Linked DNA regions of Homo sapiens: region 1 is linked to region 2. Evidence: read pairs that join two places in POLR2A ChIA-PET (ENCODE). Cell type or tissue: IMR-90. All regions are shown on one strand. Each heading gives the region's core, and the rest is flanking DNA. Links, peaks and the distances in the headings are about the cores only.

Evidence for each region. ChIA-PET counts read pairs that join two places held together with the same protein. Peaks named below come from ENCODE experiments on the same cell type or tissue, not always from the same donor. Only the 100,000 strongest peaks of a DNase experiment are listed, where the experiment ranks them.
Region 1: POLR2A ChIA-PET joins it to region 2 with 11 read pairs; 5 of 35 experiments call an interaction of 5 or more read pairs at or near these places.

What each region holds. Positions count from the first base shown.
Region 1 is chr17:28,163,420-28,166,333 of GRCh38, forward strand. It overlaps NLK (nemo like kinase), which reads left to right. Exons shown (of 11, transcript NM_016231.5): 5 at 124-209. Among named protein-coding and RNA genes, the nearest start is that of NLK, 120 kb to the left of the region's middle. In IMR-90, for the core only: no CTCF peak of the experiment used is centred there; no DNase peak of the experiment used is centred there; H3K27ac peaks cover 52 bases.
Region 2 is chr17:28,346,066-28,348,979 of GRCh38, forward strand. It overlaps TNFAIP1 (TNF alpha induced protein 1), which reads left to right. Exons shown (of 7, transcript NM_021137.5): 7 at 1-944. POLDIP2 (DNA polymerase delta interacting protein 2) reads right to left here. Exons shown (of 11, transcript NM_015584.5): 11 at 568-2,166. The coding sequence ends at 2,052. LOC124903963 (a long non-coding RNA gene) reads left to right here and starts at 2,165. Exons shown (of 2, transcript XR_007065687.1): 1 at 2,165-2,264. In IMR-90, for the core only: a CTCF peak has its summit at 1,091 (motif pointing left); a DNase peak (open chromatin) is centred at 1,316; H3K27ac peaks cover 1,383 bases.

The DNA.
Region 1 (2,914 bases), core at 128-2,627, 180 kb before region 2:
CATTATGCAGTTATTTAGGGAACAATTTTAAATCCTCTACTGTTTTCTTCCAAGGTTTTTTTTAAATTATTGGTTGAGTAAAAGGAATTAAATATCTGCAATTAAATCTGTTTGTTATTTCAGGTTTGAAATATCTCCATTCAGCTGGCATTTTACATCGAGACATTAAGCCAGGGAATCTCCTTGTGAACAGCAACTGTGTTCTAAAGGTAGCTTTTCAGTTTATTTAAATACCTGGGAAAAATCAGAATGTCAGGGCAGGTTTAAGAACAACATATTTTTGTGAAAGAAAGAAGTTCATTTCCATTACTTTACCAAAAGTTAACCCAGTTTTCTCCATATCACTACTCATAGCCATGGTAATAATTTGTAGTCCTGCCTCATGTTCTTTTCATGATATTTGGCCTATGTTTTAGAAACACTGAAATTGGAATTGTAGTGTAACTAGAAAGAAGAATAGACAAGGTGACTCCTTTACAGCTTGTTCCATTATTAAAAGAAGTGCATATCAGAAGAAATATTAGAACAGCAAGCATCTGTTTATATAAGAGAATGAAGTGTGACTTTTAGGAAGACCATTTACATTTTTACACAGCTAACATATCTATATGCTGTTTGACCAAGGTAGCAAAGTAAGAAGTAGAAACATATTTAAAAGGGATAGTGCTGGCCAGACACGGTGGCTCATGCCTGTAATTCCAGCATTTTGGGAGGCTGAGGCGGGCAGATTGCTTGAGCCCAGGAGTTCAAGACCAGCCTGGGCAATGCAGCAAAACCCCATCTCAATAAAAAATTCAAAAATTAGCTAGGTGTGGTTGCACATGCCTGTAGTTCCAGCTACTCAGAAGGCTGAGATGGGAGGATCACCTGAGCCCAGAGCGTGAAGGCTGCAGTGAGCTGTGATCACACCACTGCACTTCCACCTAGGTGACAGAGTGAGACCCTGTCTCAAAAAAAAAAAAAAAAAAAGTGAAAATGCCAAACCAGAAAAGGGTAATATGCATCTATCCAATGTATTTCCATAATGTATAGTAGCCAATTCTTAATTATTCCTCTGAAGAGGAATTGATTACAGAATTATATTTAGTAGTTCCAAAATTTCAAGTCATCAGTTTCAGTTTTACTTCTCTTCCCTAGTACAGCCATTGTCTTTCATTTAAAAAGGGGCTTGCAAATAGCAAAGTCCACATATTTGTATTTCCCTACCTCTAATACAGATGTGTATTGGCAGAACTCTTGAATAGAGAGAGGTCCACTATATTTTTCCTCATAATAGAAATTGGAAATAAGGGCCTTTAACTGCTATATTTGAAAAGAAAAATAAATTTTTAAAATGTTACCCACTTTAAAAGTAATCAAGACTATCATTATTACTTAGGTTGCTGGCGGTTAAACTAAGTAATAAAACCAAGTGTATAAATAAAATTCATTTTTTATTTTAAATGATTTCTCTGAACTGTAGGTCAGTTCTCTTGAAAAGCTGGTGGATTATACTGCTTATGAATGAAAATTCTCCCTTCATTATAGCCTTGAAGAACCCTCACCCTTATTTTAACTCAAGAAAGATGAAAACCTATTTTTCATATTTTCCCTAAAAATAGCTGATGTTGTAATTCAGTCTTTTGTTTCCACAGAGAAGTTAATTGCCACCAAAATCTACTAAAGTATTCCTTCTATAGGTTATTGAGTTTTTCCTGCCACCTTTTCACTTTTTAAAGAGAACTTGCAACCTATCCCCATAATCGTTTTTTAATTAAAAAAAAAATTTAAACCTTATAGTTAGAAATTTTTTTGTCCTATTCATACCTAATCAATCTTACGACAGTTTAAGCCAATTTCTTCTTATTTTGGTTTTTGATTGGAAGACTTCACACAGGATTTTGTGCAGGACCTGTCATGTTTGATGCCATTAACTGCTTGAAGTTCATTTTCCAAATTGTCCGTTATGGTTTTATAACCTTGGACTGTATGAATGGGCAACTAAAGGAAAATGCCATTTGTGAATACACAACACACAAATCAGAACAAACAAATTTTGCTCCACTCCTTTGACTCATCTTATGGGCCTACTTTTAAAAAGCCAGAATAGAGTCTAGGCTATAGACACTAGTTCTTTCTTCTCAAACATACAAATTCATTGAAGATCATTATAACAAAACATTTTTTAAAAATCAGTATCCTTCCATATCGTGAATGTATTTTGTTTCCTATTAAGCACAAGATGGATAATTTTGCTGGAATTTTTTTAGTTATCTGATCATGTAAGCTTCCTATTTTGGACTCAGGTTGTCTTCCAAATAAGTTGCTAAAAATGACGAAATCATACTGATGTTTTTAATAAGGGATTTGCTTTATAACAGAAGGCCTTTTTTTGTTGGATGGGTGGTTGGTTGGTTTTTCTCATATAAATATGAGAAAAAAATTATGTTCTTTCCTTTTGTTGGTTTGGTTTTTAAAAATATCCTCAAGAGTCATGGCCAAGTAATAGAGTTTTTAAAATATTATATGTTATTTTGGCCGGGCGCAGTGGCTCACGCCTGTAATCCCAGCACTGGGAGGCTGAGGTGGGCAGATCACTTGAGGCCAGGAACTTGAGACCAGCCTGGCCAACATGGCAAAACCCTGTCTCTACTAAAAATACAAAAATTAGCCAGGCGTGGTGGCGCATGCCACTAGTCCCAGCTGCTCAGGAGGCAGAGACACGAGAATCACTTGAACCTGAGAGGCAGACGTTGCAGTGAGCCGACATCATGTCAGTGCACTTCAGTCTGGGTGACAGAGTGAGACTGTCTCAAAAAATATATATATATATATGTTATTTGAACATATTTGATGAACTCGGGCTTTTGTTGTTATGTTATATGGTTTATCTGTATAGTATGGAAAATTTTCCTGCTTTCTTAAGTTGTAAAGA
Region 2 (2,914 bases), core at 192-2,691:
ACTCTTATGATAGCTGATGCCACAGAGCCTATGGGCAAATGCCAGACCCAGGGTTAGACACAAGGACCTGAAGTGACATGACGGCGGGACAGGGGAAATGTGACTTTCTAATTAGGCATTTTATGTTAGTCACAGTCTTGAATGTATAAACAGCACTAAGACTCTCAGGTCAGGTACCTTGGTGATCAGCTACTAGTTCTTCCAGCCCTCATTGAGGTAACAAGATAAAGACAAATCCACTTCTTTGGCCAAATTCAGGCTTTGGCTTTATGACTTTCCCACAGAGACTGGAATGCGTCAGCCTGAGACCACTGGCCTATTTTCTCAGCTGCCCTCTTGAGGTCCTTTAACACTCAAATTCCCAGCTCCCCACTGAGGTGTTGTGATGCTTGCCTTTTGACCTCCCCATCCCCTTTAGTCCCTGCTTACTACTTTGACATTCACATCCTCAGTGTCTCAGTCTTTTTTGCCGAGAAAGCACAGTAGTCTGGGACTGGGCATTTATCTTCTCTGACTGAAAATCTCTCCTTGGTCTTAAGGAAAATACTAACATTGAACTCACTGACATGATCTTAGCTTCTTTAATCAGACTTTGTGACTTAAAAGTTTGGGGGTTTTCTTTGAAAGTTTCCAGCCCTATTCAGAAAGCAACTCTTGGCTGTGTGCATTTTTCAACTCCAAGCAGCCCAGGGGTAAGTAAACAAAGTATGGATGAAGGTCAGATTTTCTTGTCAGTTTCTGAGAAACCTGGCAGCCTGCTGTTAACAACACAGGCCAGTATTGGGTTTTATTGAATTTGGTATGTGACCAAGGTCGGCCTAAAGGATGGCGCAGGTCCTGGGCAGGAAAGAATTTTTCCTTTATCACATAACTGTAATATTTGGTTGCTCAGCATAAGTGATGGAAGCAAACACTAATTTCTAATAAAATTGTGTTAAACTCAATGGTACAGAGCCATGTTTACAGTGAGCAGGCCTTGACCAGCTTGCGGCCATGGGCTGAGTTCCTGTGCTTCTGTTTATCATCTGACCTTGTGTTCTAGCCAGGTCGTAAGCGCGACTGTACTGTTGCCCTGCAACCCCAGCTCCCCCTGGAGGACTAAGGACAAGAATAACAAGGGCTGGAACTGTGATTTAATATTAATTCAAGAAAACTACCTCTAACAATCACTGCAGTGGCGGAGGAAAAGAAATCCTAAGAATTGGGGCAAGATGCAGCACAATTCATCTCTGGCTCTTGGAAATCTGAGAGAAGCTCAGGAAGTAGCTTGACTTAGTCATCAATCCATACCTAAAGCTGCTCCTCAGCCAAATTCCTGCATTTGTGGTCTGGATGCTTGGCAGAGTCATGCTGAGGGCTGGCACACCCATTGCTCCAGGAAACCCGACTGGCTTGCCTCCCTCCTCTCCTGGGCCTAGCGAGGCCAGAAATGGCAATGGTCGGTCAGTGCTAAGAGCCAGGCCACTCCGACCCTGACACTGGCCTCCCTCTCTGCATTTGGCAGAAGGTAAAGTGAACAAGAGTCCAGTCCAGCACCCCCGCCAACTAGCTGAGAGGCACAGTGACCCTAGGAGATGTCCAGCCAGCCTCCAGGCTGAGAGGGAAACAGGCACATGCCCTACCAGGGGGGCAGCTCCCTGGAAGGGCAGCAAAGAAAGCAGTCAAGGGCGCACACTGGGTCAGAAGGGGAGCCTGAGACTCTGGGAGCAGAAATGGCAAGGGTGGCCAAGCGTGCACTGGTTTACTGATCAAACCTCACGTGACAGGCCAGGAAACTCCTCCAGGCCTGTGGCAGCTGAACACAGTTCCTTGGTGGAGAGGTTTACTGGAACATGGTGTAGGCAGGGCTTATGAGGAGGCCAGCCTTGGAGGTGTCCCACATGGGTCTTCTGAAGAAAAGTTATACCACCCCTCCCCACAAAAAGAACCCCACAATCAAATTAAGAGACCCACTGTGGCCCATGATGGGGAGAGAAGAGTTCTGCAGCAATTGTGGGATGAGAGTTGTTCTTCCCGGTGACCAAGCCTGGGCACTTGGGGCCTCAGCTGGCCTACCAGTGAAGGCCTGAGGGTGGTGTCTTCTCATCTTTATTGCTTTCCAGGGAGAAGGGAGGAATCCGAACATCAAAGTGGGAGCCATCAGGTCTTTCAAAGCGGAACGTGCCCCTACAGTCAGAAAGAAGCTGGTTTAGAAGGAGCCAGGGCTGAGGCCTCCTAAGGATCTGGATGGCCCCATGCCCTCAGCTGCCAGCCACAGAGGACATGTGAGCCTGAGCTCTCTTCTATCTCTAGCTCATGACAGGATGACTGGTCCAGAGACCCAAGAGCCCCTCATGGTTATCCATGAAAAGAAAAACACAGCTGCAGTGGCTCACGCCTGAAATCCCAGCATTTTGGGAGGCTGATGCCAGCAGATCACCTGAGGTCACCTGAGGTGGGGAGTTTGAGACCAGCCTGACCAACATGGAGAAACCCCGTCTCCACTAAAAATACAAAATTAGCCGGGCGTGGTGGCGCATGCCTGTAATCCCAGCTACTCGGGAGGCTGAGGCAAGAGAATGGCTTGAACCTGGGAGGCGGAGGTTGCAGTGAGCCAAGATTGTGCCATTGCACTCCAGCCTGGGCAATAAGTGAAACTCCATCTCACAAAAGAAAAAAGGAAAACACAGCTGTCCAGATTCTGGCCTTTAGATACATACTGCATAAGCTAGCCAACTGCATTTTCAGGTAAAGGAGTGAAACACCAAGGGAAAAAACCCAACTATACAAGCAATTCTGCAGCATCAAATCACCAGACCTCTTTAGCCTAAGTCCTCAGTCCACAAATCACAGGGTACTGGGAAACAGGCGGTAATAGAAAATCAGACAAGTCCCACACAACAATATAGCAGATAAGGCTCCCTCTAAGAATGTA